Regions from separate parts of the Homo sapiens genome. Here region 2 is linked to region 1. A link is an interaction called in ENCODE POLR2A ChIA-PET data of the cell type or tissue named here. Cell type or tissue: PC-9. All regions are shown on one strand. Each heading gives the region's core, and the rest is flanking DNA. Links, peaks and the distances in the headings are about the cores only. Region 1 holds the start of HOXC11 (homeobox C11). Region 2 overlaps LOC105378250 (a long non-coding RNA gene).

Region 1 (8,293 bases), core at 1-8,000:
ATTGTATTGACAAAAATATTTTCTTTGAATTATACAAAGACAGAAAGAGGAGGGAAAGATGAGATGAGTTGTCCTGAACCTCTGCCCCCAAATAACGAATTTGAAACAGAGACCAACGAAGTGCCCTCACTGAAAGCACTGCAAGGGCCATGATTATCTTTATACAGAAGAAACATGCAGCAAATATAGATGGGTATGGTGACTGTCCCCGCAGGTCATCTCCATCCCCAGTGCCAACCCCTACAAAACAAACCTCTGGGGCTTTCTACTGTGGGACACCCAATGTATAAACATCAGGGTGGCCCCAGTATAGGCGTCTTGTTGTGTCTGGAAGAGCCTGGCCATTTGTGCCAGAGGGAAAGCAGCCAGGCCCCACCTTCCCACCCCCAGGAGCTGTGGAGAGGAGAGGGAGGGGGCTGGTTTCTCCTTCTGTCCCCTCCTTCCTTAAAAACAGTGTATAAAAATTCCAATACAGATTTCTCCTAGAGAAAAAAAAAAAAAAGCCCTAACCTCCACACTACACATTTAACTGCGACAGACGGAGACATCTGGCAGAAGGGCGGTGGAGCCAAAAAAATTCCTATAAATTTAAATTCGATGATGGTTACAATTAACTCCACAACAAACGTGTACTTAAACAGAAAGCCGTTGCTGGGCGTTTGGACACAGCTCGAGCTGCACGTGAGAAAGGAGAGCTTCAGAGTAGCTATGGAATGTCCTCAGCTTGAGAATGTGAGGAGACTACGGCCATACTCTTGGCCCTGCCAGCGGAGAGGAGCTCCAGGCCGGCTAGCACCGGCCTATCTCACCTCTGCCTGCCTGTCCTCACCCGCTGGGCTCTGCCTGCCTGCCTCCTCCTCCTCCGCCGCTGCCATGGGAGCATGGAGGATTTTAAGAGGAGAGGGGTTAATAAAAGGGTCAAATAAAATCATAATATTGAACAGAATGAAATTTATCTTTATTTGCCACCAAAAAAATTTCACAGCAATCCCTCTGGGAAGGGAGCAGGGTGGGGAGTGCACATGTACACACGCACTCACGCAGAGGAGTAGAGATGCGTGATTTGAATCTCACTGGGGGCGTCCCCCCCTTTCCCTCCAGGTGGAAAGAAACGCTTGGGAAATTTATTTACAAAAATCCAGGCCCCAGCACGGGGGAGGTGCCCAATCCCATCTCCCTACTGCCTCCACCACCCCAATCTTCAATTTTCTTAAAAAAAAAAAAAAAAGAGGTAACGACTGCATAGACTATAGCTATAAATCCATGAAGTGGGGCACTGCTTGGAAAAAGATGTGGAAACCTCAATGCACCGATTAAGAAATTTCAAAGGAAGGTTCTACACATTCAGGGGGAGAACAACTAGGCTCGGGCGGGGCCTTGGCGAAGACGGAGGTAGGACACGGACTTTGCACACCTAACACCAGGTTGAAGGTACAGAAATTTCACAGCAAGGCAGGATCACATTTAGCTGCAAGGTGGGGCGGGGTAGAGGGGGGAGCTCGAGAAGTTTCCGCTGGCAGACATGCTGTCTTAGCGGATCTTTTCACATGGGCAAGGGAAGGCTTTTAGTTCGAGGATTGTTCGGCTCAGGCGCTCACTACTGTCGCCCCTCCCCCACCTAATCCGAGCAGCAAGACATTGTCGCCGAGGTGTGTTTTCTTTTAAATCAAAGTCTTGGCCTCGGCGCCAACGGTGTTCACTCGCCGTGCATCAGACACTTCCCTTCACCCCCTTTCCAGGCCCGGTCCCTGTCCCACAGCGAGAGTCAGATAGAGGGTCCAGGAGGTTCCGGAATGGAGTGCCGGCCACAGCGGTGGGGGCCAGCCCTGGCCACAGTCCAGTTTTCCACCGGCGGAAAGAAGACGAGTTAGAAAATAAAAAATAAAAATAAAATAAAATAATTTTCCCCTCCCCCCGCCCCCAAAAGGGCCCGGTCTGCAGGTTACAGCAGAGGATTTCCCGAGAAATACTGCAGCCGGTCTCTGCTCAGTTTCTTTTCTTTCATCCTTCTGTTCTGAAACCAAATTTTCACTTGTCGGTCCGTCAGGTTCAGCATCCGGGACAGCTGCAGCCGCTTCTCTTTGTTGATATACACGTTGAAGAAAAACTCTCGCTCCAGTTCCCGGATCTGGAATTTCGAATAAGGGCAGCGCTTCTTGCGGGTGCGGGGGGCGTCTGGAGGGAGGGGAGGGGGCAAGTGCGAGGAGAGGGGGGAGAGAGACACGTGAGACCCGGGCGACCCCAGCCCGCTGAGCGCTCAGCGGCCCTTCTCCTAGCCCACCGCGGGCAGCCCTCCCGCCAGGCGGCTGGCTCTCCTGCAGCCGCAGCACCCGGGCAAGCCTCGACCCCCTGCCAGGTCTAGCGGGTCCCCACCCCCCCGCCACTGCGCCACCCCGTCCCCAGTTCTCAGGCGAGAGCCGCGGCTGACAGGGTCTGGGACAGAAGGAAAGCCCTCCAGGTACACGTGCGTCCCCTCGGGCCCCCTGTCTGCTCCCCCTCCGCCCTCGGGCCCTTCCTGGGCCGCCCTCCTAGTGGTTCGGAAAGCCCAACCCCTCCCCCAGAAATCTGGGGGGAAAGCTGAGAACAGGCGCGAAGCAGTGAAATCTGGCGAGAGCAGTCGGGAGGCGGGGAGGAAGCCGGCCAGCAGGCACCGAGACACCAGAGAGCCGCTTCCGGGGCCCTGGCGCCCCGGGAAGCCCGCGGGGCAGCGCCTTCCACACCGCAGTTCTAGGCAAGCACTAAGGCCGCGGACCCGGGAGAAACGCCCAGACCCCCGCCTGGAACGCAGTGGAGTCCTGCGCCGCCTCGCCCCATTCCCCTGTCGCCGCTGACCCCAGAGTTGCTTGGGTTTCTGCTCGAGGACCCGCGAACACATAGTTTGAACATTTTCAAAACTAGTTTTAAGAAGGATCATAGCGGTCCTGGCTTGCCTCTCCGGTCTCAGGTTCTGCTCCATTGCTCCTCTCCCCCACCTCTCCCCCTCTCTGGATCTCTCCCTGTCTTTCCCTCGCCCTCCCCTTTCTCCCCCTCCACCCCTCCCCTCCTCCCCACTCCTCGGCAGCCCGGCTCCCCATACTTCCTTAAATGCTCCTCTAAGTTCACGATCAAAGTTAATATCGCCCGCAATGGTTGCGCTTTTAAAAATTTCACAGACCGAGGGAGATAACGGGGGAGGGGGGTTCACCCGGCTTTTCCAAAGAGCCCTTTTCCCTCCCTCCCCACCCCTTCTCCATCGTAAAAAGTCGAGTCGTTGGGAGAGAGGGCTTTGTAGGTTATAATAAAATCCTTTGAATGCTTATAAAACTCCACATAAAATCGGACTGACCCAAAACACGAGGCCGTCCCCGCTCCCCTTGCCTCCCCCCTTCTCTCGCCCTCCCTCTCTCGCTCCCTCCCTCGCTGCCCGCCCGTTCCCCGGCCGCTGCTACCTACTGGGGGCGGCTCCTTTGGCCGGCTCCTTGGCCACGGAGTGGGCTGAACCGGACGAGCTGGGATTTGTGTTCTCCTCCTCAGCCTCCGCCTCGGCACCCGCCTCAGCCCGGGACGCCAGTCCCGAGGCCGGGGGTGCCTCGGGCTCCCCCTTGGCCTCGCCCTTGCCGGAGCAGGGGGGCTCGGCGGGCGGGTCGCCGCCACCGCAGTAGGCGTTGTCGAAGAAACGGTCGAAGGCTTGAGGCAGGACGCTGTTCTTGTTGACTGAGGAGTAGAAGCCGGCGGGGGTTGCGTGCGGGGCGCTGGGGTGGTGGTGGCCGCCGTAGGAGCCTTCGTTTTTCATGAGGATCTCGGTGACGGTGGAAGGAGGCAGGCACTCCCGGTGCATAAGCTCGTCGGCCGCCGCATAGCAGGAGGAGTAGCTGTTCCGATGGTGCCACTTGCCGGATGGCTCCAGGCCGTAGGAGACCTCCCGGACCGGGGGCACTTGGGCCGAGTAGGGATAGGAGATCTGACGAGAGGGGGCCTGGGGCAGGAAGGAGGAGACCGTGGAGAACTCGGGCATGTAGTAAGTGCAACTGGGCAGATAGAGGTTGGAGGCGCAGCTCCCTCGCTCGCCGAAATCTGCGCCCCTCTCCTTGCGCGACGGAGAGCAGAAGTTGCCCAGGTTGACCGAGTTAAACATCGTTCTCCTCTCCTGCCGGCTCCGGATGGAGGTTTTGGACCCGGTCTAGCGAGGGGGGAAAATTTGGGAAGGCGAGATGACGCGTTATCCGTCTTAGTCTCTCTCTCTCTGAGCACGTGATCCAAAGTAGATATTGTCATATATCAGTTCGGAGCACTTCGCAGACGTAGGAGGGGTTCTCTCTTAGGTAAGATCGGGGACGTTCAGGCGATTGGTTTGCAAACACCGCAGAAACATTATGAAAATCAATTGCAGATTTGTATTCGTTTTTCTCTCGTCACTCCCCTTCTCTCCATACCACAGCACGAGCAAAGGAGGAGAGAGAGGGTTGGGGTGGGGTGGGCGGTGGGATGGGCGAGGGTGGTGGCTGGGAAGGGGTAATTGTATTTTTTTCTAGCTGCTGCTCTTTTTTCCCCCAGGATTGGGGGAAGGAGGAGGGCTCTCATGTATGGGGGTCTTGCCTCCTCTCTGTGAGCAGCACCAGGAGGGTGGGAGTGAGGACTTCTTTCCCCACTGCCTGATTTCCCCAGAGAAGTGAATCCTTTCCCTTAAATCTCAGGGACTCTTACCCTTCCAACCCGCAGAGACACCGCCTGTTCACAAGAGTTTGAAGAAGTCCACTCTTTTCCTGGCCAGAGCTGGGTGTCAAGACTACCTTTCTGGAGTCCTTAGAGAGACTCCCGGAAGAGTATCTGAAGTTTCCCAAAGGTGAGGCAGCCCAGCTGCAAGCCAGTGTCCCAACTTTGTCTGGCTTGCTGTGCTGCCCCTGGCTAGGGAGTCAGATTAGTCATAAACGAGTGGTGAGCAGTGCGCCAGCCGCCCAGCCGGTGCCTGGCGAAGTCTGGGAAAAACCTTCTCTAATGTTGTGTTAAATATTTAGTATGAGAGAGTGGCCCTGGGTGAATATTTCATGCCTGCCTTTATTGTCAATCAATGTGAAGAAAGCTACATCCACTGTGGATTTTCAAATCCCAAACCCCAAAGAAAAGGATTGGAATGAGAGCCATGTATCTTCTATGTCAGGGCCCTTTGGCTTAGTGGCTCAGCCTCAGCTAGTGCGCTGAAAAGAAGCCTAGTGTAGGGGTCCAGGAAGAATATGGTGGGGGGGACTAGGTTTGGGGTTCTTATCCTTGGATGATTTTGAGGACTGTAAGGTGGGTGGTGGGGCCAGGTATGGGTCTCCAGAAGAGACTAACCAGACAGTGGAAAGGAGCGGTGGATGCTGTGGCATCAGGGGAGGCCCAGCGGCCACTCCCTAGTCAAAGCCCCCAGCCTCTGTCCCTGGGGCTGTGACCAGATCTTAGTGCCTCCTTCCTATTTCTCAGCCCTGTCCTGCCCTCCTACAAGTCTGTCAGCCTCCTGGATAGCTGTAGCCCAAGAAGTAGGCTCAGTCATTCTGCATCCCCAACCCCTTGCCTTCCATCCCTCTGAGCACCACAGGACACATGTGGGCATCTGAAAATCACTTTATTGAAAGGTTCTGGACTGGGTCCAAGGGGCCAAAAGCAACCAGCATGAGCTGAAAGCAACCTTGGATCCAAAGAGGAGCTGCCAGGGCACAATTTGTTTGGGAAGGAGGGGAAGAACCGAAGCCCCCAAGGGCTCAGCCCAATGCACACTCAGGGGAAAACAAAAAATAGCCCGAACTCTCTTTACATCCATAACCCTCAGTTAAAATTAGTTTCCACTTAAAGAAATTAGAATGGATTTGTCTTGATGAAACATGATAAGGTGCTGCGGCTCCCAAACCAGATAAGGAGGACACAAAAAATTGTAGCTTGTCTCCATATGTAACCCCTAAAATCCATTCCTCCTCAATGCTCCTGCCTCCTCAAACTTGCTCAGCATTTAAGTGACACCTGAGTGGAGTCTGCCTCCACCATGGGTCCCATTCTCAGGGTGGTTCTGGAATACTCAGGGATAGGTCTCAGGTGCCCCTCTACGCACTCAATGCTGGGCGCTACTCCTTTAGTTCTGGTCAGATCTTAAACTGAAGCAAAGAAGAACTAGATTGGGGCTTTGCTGAAGTGTGAGACTTCTGTTGGTAAGGGGCCATGAAAAGAAAAATCTGCTGTGTTTCCTTTTTCCTCTAGCCCTTTTTATAGAGTGAGATGGGGCCAGCATTTTTAATTATAGTGGTGGGGAACTATGGACTATGGCTTTTAATGGGGTTCACACTGACCTCATTAAACTCGAGTTTATTGAAGGCAAAATGCTGCCCAAACAGTGATAGGAACCAGCAAGAGGGAAGCGAGAGGTACCCCTATCCTTGCAGAGGTGTGGATGAGGGCTCGAGTCTCAGATCCCGCTTTCTCCACTTCCACCCAAGGCTCTGCTTCCTTCCCCCTCCTGGCCCTCCAGGGTGATGTGGGGCCCAATCCCCCAAGGCAGATTCAGCAAAGCCAGGACTGAGATGGGGGTAGGGGCTGTATCCTGTGAGGAGACAGCTGCTGGACTGAGCACTTGAATTTGACCACCAAAGTTTATTCCTGGGCCACCATAAAAGTGAGCCAGGCGGCAACAAGGAGCTGCTGGCGGCCCTATTTCCTTGAAACAAAAAAGAAATGCAAGAAAGAATGTCAAAGAGTTGATGTCTAGGAAACGCTGGGGTCTCCCAACAGAGACTTCTGGAAAGTAATATTCCTCCCCTTAAAAGTAAGGCATAAAGTTTAAAATGTTCTCTAGTGTTGATATGGCTTAGTTTTTCAACAAATCAAAAAACCTCTAGCAACTGTCAGTTGCTGCTACGGTCAAGGAAAGAAGGCCCTGGCCACTGAGGTCAGCTAGACATTTACTGGCAAAAATGCCCATGGTCTGGAGTAGCCTCCCTGCCCAGCCCTGGGTCCAGGCTACCTGGACGCTTCAGCTGAGATGTTTGCCCTAGGCTGCACCCTCTCAGCCTGTGGATTCTGGCCACAGCATCAATACCTCCCTGTACAGGAGCCATCCCTGGCCCCCAATCCCTTCCTTGTCAAGCCCGCTCCAGGTGGCTTATTTGTATCTTATCTGGTGGGTGCCTGTGACCCCTCCATCTGCTTTGAGTCCTGGCCTTCACCTGAAATTCTCTGCAGCAGGGCCATCCGGCCCTCCCCACTGGCTCTTGGTGTCCTCAGTCAGCGCCATCAGCCAGCCTGGCTGCTAGCAGGCGGCTGCGGTCTGGGCAGCTGTCCAGGTAGCTGGACCAAAGTTAAGGCAGACTCCAGCACCCTTCCCTCCAACACACGGACAACAGGGGCAGCTTAAGAAGGGGACAGTGTCTCCTAAATTCTACCCTGGGCGGCTCCCAGAGCAAACTCCCGCACACAGCGTTGGGGCCTCCTGTTAGCTTGTCTACCTCCTCCACTGCTCTGGGTTCTAGAGAGCAGATCGTGGTAGGGAAAGGAGCCCATCCCACAGACCATGAACTGGGGAGGAAAATGCTGAAAGAAGAAATGGGGCCCACATATGCTCCAGTGGGCTTGGATTGTAAATTCAGCCTGTGTGGAGTCAATAAAAAGATAAGCGGAGAGAGTCCCACACATGGACGCTCTCGTTTGTTCACAGGCTGGGCCAGCAAGGAGACTTCATTAGAAATTGGCTTTCACCTTCTTGCCTATATTTCTCTCCCTTACAGTAATATCACTGCCTGCAATAATCCCTTTAGTATGCTTTGGGATTTTCAGGTCAGTGGTTTATCTTGCACCCGGGACACCCCAGCCCCAGCCAGGGAACAAGAAGCGGGTGGGACTGCTAGTTCCTGGCTTCCACCTCTTCTCAGACTTGGCCATTGCCCCAAGCCTGAGTCCCCAAGTCAGGCCACCTAAGCTGGTGGACGCTGCTCAGAGGTTCCTGGGACCTATGGAGGAGGTAGTGGGGAGGGAGAAGGACAGCTCCTTTGCCCCCACAGGCCCCACCCAGCTTCCTCTGTGGAGAGATTGTCCCAGGATGCTAGCAACCCGACCCTATTTCTTCCCATAAAAGCCCTATTTTACGAGCCGGTTTCACTGGCCCCCTCACCAAATGCTCCAAAATGAAGGAAATGTCTTAAAAGCAGGCTGGAAATGGAGCCGCTGCTATTGGGCTTCAGTTTCCTAAGCCAGTTGTAGTGGCACAGAAAATACCTTTTCTGGGTGGGATTGCCCTGTTGGGCCACCCAGATCTCCCGCCTCACCACAGAGCAGAGGCGGGTTGGCCGGAGCC
Region 2 (8,329 bases), core at 284-8,283, 72 kb after region 1:
ATTGGCACAATGACTTTGGAAACAATTTAGGTTTATCTTCTGCAGTTGAAGATGTGCATACCCCATCATCTGCCAGTTCTTTTTTTTAAATTGTGATCAAAACCACATAACTTAAAATTTATCATTTTAACTTTAAGTATATAGTACAGTAGTGTTAACTGTATGTACATTGTTGTGCTATAGATCTCTAGACCTTTTTCAATTTGCAAAGCTGAAACTCTATATGCATTGAACAAGCAATCCTTTTCGCCCTCCCCACGGCCCTTAGCAACAATTCTACTTTCTGTTTCTAAGAGTTTGGCTATTTTAGATATCTTATAAAAGTGGAATTACACAGGATTTGTCTTTTTGTGACTGGCTTATTTCACTTAACATAATATCTTCAAGGTTCATCCGTATTGTAGCATATGACAAGATTTCCTTTTTTTTTTTTTTAAGGCTGGATAATACACCACATTTTTAAGTCCATTTATCAGTTTGTGGACATTTAGGTTGGTTTTACCTCTTGATTATTGTGAGTAATACTGCAATGAACACAACTACAAATATCTCTGAGACCCTATTTTCAATTCTTTCGGATAAATACCTAAAAGTGGGATTGCTAGATCATATGGTAATTATATTTTAATTTTTATTTTTTTATTATTATTATTTTTTGAGACATAGTCTCACTCTGTCGCCCAGGCTGGAATGCAGTGGCACCATCTCGGCTCACTGCAAGCTCCACCTCCCAGGTTCACGCCATTCTCTTGCCTCAACCTCCCGAGTAGCTGGGACTACAGGTGCCCCCCCCAGGCCCGGCTAATTTTTTTTTTTTTTTTTTTTTTTTTTGGATTTTTAGTACAGACAGGGTTTCACCATGTTAGCCAGGATGGTCTCGATCTCCTGACCTCATGATCTGCCCATCTTGGCCTCCCAAAGTGCCAATTTTTTTTTTTTTTTTTTTTTTTTTTTTTTTTTTTGGGAGATGGAGTTTCCCTCTTGTCACCCAGGCTGGAGTGCAGTGGCACAATCTTAGCTCACTGCAAACTCCACCTTCCGAGTTCAAGCGATTCTCCTGCCTCAGCCTCCCGAGTAGCTGGGATTACAGGTGCCCACTACCATAACTGGCTAATTTTTTATATTTTTAATAGAGACAGGGTTTCGCCATATTGGGCAGGCTGGTCTGAAACTCCTGACCTCAGGTGATCCGCCCACCTTGGCCTCCCAAACTGCTGAAATTATAGACGTGAGCCACCACACCAGCGCTATATTTTTATTTTTTTGAGAAACCTCAATCCTGTTTTCCAAGGCAGCTGCATCATGTTACACCCTTGCCAACAGTACACAAGGGTTACAGTTCTCCACATCCTAACCAACACTTGTTATTTTTTAATTTTTAAAATAATGACTATCCTAACATGTGAGGTGGTGAACAAAACAGAAAAGAAGAGTAAACAAAACAGAAAGAAAAAAAGTTTCTGGAGTTTGAAGATGAAAACAGGAAATGCTTAAAATAAATATTTCACACAGGGAAAATTTTAGAAAACCCATACCAAGTGCTGTTAGGTATGACCCACAATTGTCCAGGATCTCCTTGTGGCTTTGATTTGCATTTCCCCAATGATTAGTGATGTAAAGCATCTCTTCATATACTTCTTGGCCACTTGTGTATCTTCTTTGAAGAAATATCTATTCAAGTCCTTTGCCCATTTTCTAATAAATTATATTTTGTGTTGTTTGTGAGTTGTAGGACTTCTTTATATATTCTGGATATTAACCCCTTATCAGACATATGGCTTGCAAATATTTTCTCCTATTCCATAGGTTGCTTTTTCACTCTGTTGATTGTTTCCTTTGCTGTGCAGAAGTTTTTAAGTTTGATGTAGTTTCAATTGCCTATTTTTGCTTCTGTTGCCTGTACTTTTATGTCATGTCCAAGAAATCATGTCAAATCTAATGTCATGCAGCTTTTCTCCTATTTTTTTGGCAAGTCTTATAGTTTTCGGTCTTATGTTTGGGTCTCTAACACAATTTGAGTTAATTTTTCTACAGGGCCTTAGGTAATGGTCCAGTTTCATTCTTTCTCATTCAGTTTTCTCAACTCCATTTGTTGAAGAGATAATCCTTTCACCTTTATGTGTCTTGGCACTTTTGTCAAAGATCATTTGACCTTTAATTTATTTATTTATTTTTTTAGCTTGACTGCTCTGGCCAGGAATTCCAGGGCTATGTTGAATAGAAGTGGCAAGAGCAGGCATCCTTGCTTTGTTCCTGCTTTTAGAGAGAAAGCTTTCAATGTTTCACTACTGAGTATAAAGTTATCTGTGTCCAGAAGTTCTTAAATATGTATTCTAGAGAAAATTTTGTAAATATATTTCTAGAGACATGTACAACAATATTTATAACAGTATCGTTTATAAAAAACAAAGACCTAAAAACAACTGGACTAACTATTGACAGGAGAATGGCCAAACAAATTGTGGTGTGTTTATTTATTTAAGTATAATACAGCAGTAAAAATGAAATAAAGCTATATCCAGCAATAGGGATGAGTATCATAACATAATGTTGAGAGAAAAAAGCAGGTTGCCACATAATTCATATATTATGACAGAACTTTTACACACAGTAAAACACATCAGAAACTAAATAATATATTGTAAAGAATCTATATGTAGCCAAAATGTAATGAAATGCGATGAATGATAAATGCAAAATCTGGAGTGGAGGTTTCCTCCAAAGGGAATGAAAAGAGATATAATCAGATAGGGACACCAAACAGGCTTCACCAATATTAACAATAATCTATCTCTTAAGCTGTGTGGTAGGACATGGGTATATGTCCTAATTATTTCATCTTATATTTAAGTTATATATATTATTTTATATGTATGAAATATCTGAAGATAATAAAAATGCTTTCACTCATTCGAAAACCATTTATCAAGTACCGACTATGTATCAGTCACTGTTACAATTGCTTGAGATATAGGAGTGAACAAAATGGAAAGAAAAAGTTTCCAGAGTTTGAAGGTGAAAACAGCAAACACTTAAAATAAATATTTCAGCCAGGGAAAATTTTGGAGAACCCATACCAAGTTCTGTTATGTATGACCCACAATTGTCCGGGATATAGCACCCAAATTGGTTATCCCAGAATGAGACAGCAATTATAGGTAACTCCCAACCGTTTATGCTGGGCAAGGGGCACAATGGTGTGGGTAATCTAAGAGCAGGACTTATATTCTCAATTAGATCAATATTACAGGAAGGAAGAAGAGACAGAGTTCACCCAAATAGTAATCTACAGTATCAGTTGATCCAAATAATAAGAAAAAAGTAAATATCATTTGTACTTGTCTTTGGGGTATATTACCCTGCCAGAGTAGCCTATTCACTTAATGTACTTTCTCTTGCATAGTTTTTAAAAAAGTATTGCTAACTTCACACCCACTGCCTGGAACTGCTCAGGAGAAAACTGCTGCTGCTTCCATCACTCACTCAATAAATGTCTCTACTACATGTCCATCACTGCCCTGGATATAGGGGATACAAAGACAAATAAAATTTGATTCCTGTCCTCAAGGAGTTTAGTTTGTAGAGTAGCAGTAAAGAATGAGAGATTTTTTTTCAAAAATCTTTAAAACAACATAAGCGTTAAAATGGAAATATAAAACATTATTCTGTGTGCTATTGGCACACAGAAGAGGGGGCATCTAACTCTTCAGAGAGCAACACATCAATGTTGACTTCTCAGAAGTGGTGCTGTTTAGGCAACATTGAAGACCAGGTAGGAATTTCTCGGGAGGAGAACGAGAAAGGCATTCCAGACAGAAGAACCGACATATGAAGAGGCTTGTGGCATCCCAGGGCATGGGACAGCAGGAAGCTCAATGTGGCAGCAGCCTAGGGTAAGCAATGCAAAGTAGGATTGATGGGCAGTTAGTGCCACGCCCAAGAGCTTGGTCTCTATTTGATCAGCAATGCAGAGCCAAAGTTTGAGCAGAGAAGTAAACCAATCAGATTCATTATTTGAAAAATAATTCAGGTGGTGGTGTTGATGTAGAAGTTGACCTGGAAAAGAAAAGACATCTGGTAGAAAGAAGTATATGGTGGCTATTGCAATAGTTCAGGGAAATGGCTATCAAAATTTGAGCCAAAGCAAGGCAAAGAGGAGACAAAGAATAAATGTATTCAAGAGATATTTCTGAAATGCAATTCAATTGGCCTGAGTGATTAATTTGATAAGGAAGACAGGGAGTTGAGGATAATTGCGAAGTTTTTAGCCTGAGAGACTGGGCGAATGGTGAGTCTGAAACTGAGAGGAGGAATGCTCTGGAAAGATGATGGGTTGAAGAATAAAAGAGAATTGAAGTTTTAGGGAAAAGAGACTCAAGGAGAACTTACTCTGGGTGAGGAAATGAGAATATGGGCCAAGGACAGGAGAAAGAAGAATATGGTGTTTGAACAGAGGTGGAGAGGTTGACCTAAAAGTAAGGCTACGTCTTTCTCTAATTAGTATAAGAGATGTGGAGGGAAGGCTGGGTGCTTATAATAAAGTTTAGGGGCCAAGGGAAGAGAAGTTAAGGGAGTTAGCATCAGATGGCTGTAATTCGGGGGGAGATGTAAGAGAAAATCTGACCTATTGAGGGTGAATAGGAGACGTGAGGTGTGAGAATACCTTAGTACATGTACTTTCTTATTTACATATATTAACAAGATTGCAATTTTAAGCCACACTTGCAATCTGCAACTGCTCATCTTAAAAACACTTTCTGTTCTCTAGATGTTTGTCTTATCTATCATCAGGTCTCTCAGAAACTCTTTCTTGCAAGTAGACCTGGAGACTCACAAAGTTGGTTGACAGCAAAACAACTCAATTTAGCAGATCAGTGTCATTTCTTCCCATTTTTATGGTTACATGCAAAATTAGAACCCCTGAGCACTGAAACATCTACAAAAGCTTCTGGCCAGTTCAGGAAATCTGCTTAATATTTAGTAAGCTGCTTACACATTTGAGCTCTATGGAATCAGTGTAAACTCTCAAAGAAACATCTAGTTCAATTCAACATTTATTGAGAACCGATGTAATAGGCACTACACTAGATGCTAGGGACTCAAGGACAAGCAAAACACAACCTTTCCCATTGGAAAGCTCACAGTCTAGGGGAGCAGCTTCCCTCTTGGTAGGTAGAAGGCAGTATGTATATATACAATGAGCTGCAGGGAAATCCGTGCTCTGTTTTTACTTTTAATGTAGCATTACTTCTTCTGTGTGTAGATGACTAATATGCAGTCAGCTTTTAAAAGTTTTAATAAATTTTGACATAAGTGTACATTTGTAAAACCATCATTACATTCAAGATAATAAATGTATCCATCATCCGCAGAAGTTTCTTTGCCATCTTCTCCTCCAGCCCTCACCCCTGCCCAGGCAACCAATGATCTGATTTCTGTCGCCGTGGAATAGCTTGCATTTTCTAGAATCATATATTATGTACTTTATTATCTGGCAACAGTCAGCTTTTTTTTTTTTTTTTTTTGAGACATGGTCTCACTCTGTCACCCAGGCTGAAGTGCAGTGGCATGGTCATTGCTTGCTGCAGCCTCGAACTCCTAGACTCAAGAGATCTTCCAGCTTCAGCCTCTCGAGTAGCTGGGACCACAGGAGCACACCACCACACCTAGCTAATTTTTATTTATATTTTGTAGGACGAGAGCTCAAACTCCTGGGCTCAAGTGATCCTCCCATCTCGGCCTCCCAAAGTGTTGTCATTACAGGTGTGAGAAACTGCACCTGGTTCAACAGTCAGCTTTTGACAAACCATAGTAATGGAAGTAAATGTGGATAATTTTCCCTTCTTTCCTTCCTTCCTTCCTTCCCTCCTCCCCTCCTTTCCTCCCTCCCTTCCTTCCTTCTTTCCTTCCGTCCTTCCCTTCCTGCTTCCCTTCCTTTTTCCCTTCCTTCCTTCATTCTCTCCCTCCTTCCTTCCTTCTTCCTTCCCTCCCTCTCTGCCTCCCTCCCTCCCTTCCTTCCCTTCCTCCTTCCCTTCCTTCCTTCTTCCCTTCCCTCCCTTCATTCCCTCCCTCCTTCTCCTTTTTCCTTCTCTTTCTTACTTTCTTTCTTTCCTTCTTTATCTTTCTTTCTTCTCTCACCCCTCACCCAGATTGGAATGTAGTGGTCATAGCTCACTGCAGCCTCAACCTTCTGGGCTCAAGTAATCTTCTTGCCTCAGCCTCCTGAGTAGCTGGGACTACAGGCGTGTGTCACCATGCTTGGCTAATTTTTAATTTTTTGTAGAGGCAGAGTCTCACTATGCTACCCAGGCTGGTCTTGAACTCCTGGCCTCAAGCAATGCTCCCACCTCAGTCTCCCAAAGTGCTGGGATTACAGGCATGAACCACCACAACCGGCTGCTAATTTCTTTTTTTTTTTTAATCCTATGATAATCCTGCACATGGCAGATAATTTCTTAAAGTGAATATTTTTTAAATCATAAGGGGAAAGATTTTTAAACTAAATTAATACTCAAGGTCATGTGAATTGATGGATAAAATTCTTCTTGAATTTGTGTGGGAAACTTAAATGCACATAGGCTGACAATGGACAAAAGCAGAATATGCCTTTGAGCATGACATAGTAGAAAATGGACAGGTTTGGGAGCCAGAGCTGCATTCAAACTTAGGCTCCACCACCCCTAGAAGAGTGATTTTGAGAGTATTAATTAACCTCTCTGAGTTTTGGTTGTTTAACATATAAAATGGGAATAATAAGATCTCTTTATTGGGTGATTGGGAGGATTCAATTGGACTTGGATATGGAAAGTGTCTCAAGCTCAAATATTAGTTTCCCTTCCCTTAACTGTGATTCTTGTTTCTATGAGTATATTACTCAGACTTGCAAATAAAGTCATTTAAAGATTACCCAATATAAACATGGCCACTTAGGCAATTCCTCAAGGATCTAGAACTAGAAATACCATTTGACCCAGCCATCCCATTACTGGGCACATACCCAAAGGATTATAAATCATGCTGTTATAAAGACACAGGTACACATACGTTTATTGTGGCACTATTCATAATAGCAAAGACTTGGAACCAACCCAAATGTCCATCAATGATAGACTGGATTAAGAAAATGTGGCACATATACACCATGGAATACTATGCAGCCATAAAAATGATGAGTTCATGTCCTTTGTAGGGACATGGATGAAGCTGGAAACCATCATTCTTGGCAAAGTATCGCAAGGACAAAAACCCAAACACGTGTGTTCTCACTCATAGGTGGGAATTGAACAACGAGAACACATGGACACAGGGTGGGGAACATCACACACCAGGGCCTGCCAGGGGGTGGGGGTGGGAGGGATAGCATTAGGAGATATACCTAATGTAAATGACAAGTTAATGGGTGCCACACACCAACATGGCACATGTATACACATGTAACAAACCTGCACGTTGTGCACATGTACCCTAGAACTTAAATTAAAAAAAAAAAAAAAGGCCACTTAGGCATTTTGAGAACATATCTAATATGTAGAGCAGGGCTAATCTATGTAATATTTTTTTACACCAGCAGGTTGACCTTCGTAATTCTGCTTTCTCCTAACTAACATGAAAAAGAATTTGGTATTAGTGCTCCTCAACTTCTCACTGATCATGGTGGGAGAAGACAGCCAAGGGGCCAGGGAGATCAAGACTTGACCAAAGAAATTACTGGGGACAATCTCCAAAGTGGGTAACCCACACAGAGAAAAGAGTCAGTAGATAAAATGGATTGAGTGCTTACTACATATCAGGCTCCATTAAGGCTTTACCTGAATAATTGCATTTAACCTTTACAACAAACCTCTAAGTTAGGCACTATTATTAGGCCCATTTTATAGGTGAGAAAATCAAGGCTTAGAGAAGTTAAGAAACTTATCCAAATTTATACTGATGGAAGTGGCAAGGAAGGATTTTAATCTCAGTCTCTAACATCAGCGCCCAAACTCTTAACCATGTCTTTTAGAGAAGCACAGAGCAATTCAGTCTCAAAGTACGTCCCTCATTTGCAAACACCCGCTTGTCTTGTGATAGGCCCCAGAGAGGTCTTCTGCTCTTACAAAGAGAGGAAGGGAAACTACTACAAAAATAGTGTCCTGAATTTTAAGATAATGATCACCCACAGTGTCTAATGGGAATCAGCTATTCTGTGATGATCTTGTCTGGGCTGTCTGGCAATGGTCACCTGTTTAGGCCTTCCCAACCCCTACCCTTCACCCCCAGCACATTGTTGATTTCCCTCACTGTTGGAACATTTCTCTTGTTGTTGAATCTCAGTTCATTCCATTGAAGT

The links. ChIA-PET counts read pairs that join two places held together with the same protein. Peaks named below come from ENCODE experiments on the same cell type or tissue, not always from the same donor. Only the 100,000 strongest peaks of a DNase experiment are listed, where the experiment ranks them.
Region 2: POLR2A ChIA-PET joins it to region 1 with 7 read pairs; 2 of 35 experiments call an interaction of 5 or more read pairs at or near these places.

The regions. Positions count from the first base shown.
Region 1 is chr12:53,969,063-53,977,355 of GRCh38, reverse strand. It overlaps HOXC11 (homeobox C11), which reads right to left and starts at 4,230. Exons shown (of 2, transcript NM_014212.4): 1 at 3,433-4,230; 2 at 1-2,175. The coding sequence starts at 4,114. The coding sequence ends at 1,943. It overlaps HOTAIR (HOX transcript antisense RNA), which reads left to right and starts at 2,402. Exons shown (of 7, transcript NR_186241.1): 1 at 2,402-2,458. RefSeq lists enhancers at 1,930-2,079, 2,410-3,004. In PC-9, for the core only: no CTCF peak of the experiment used is centred there; no DNase peak of the experiment used is centred there; H3K4me3 peaks cover 1,930 bases; H3K27ac peaks cover 989 bases.
Region 2 is chr12:53,897,079-53,905,407 of GRCh38, reverse strand. LOC105378250 (a long non-coding RNA gene) reads right to left here. Exons shown (of 5, transcript NR_189099.1): 5 at 7,024-8,329. Among named protein-coding and RNA genes, the nearest start is that of HOXC13, 38 kb to the left of the region's middle. In PC-9, for the core only: no CTCF peak of the experiment used is centred there; no DNase peak of the experiment used is centred there.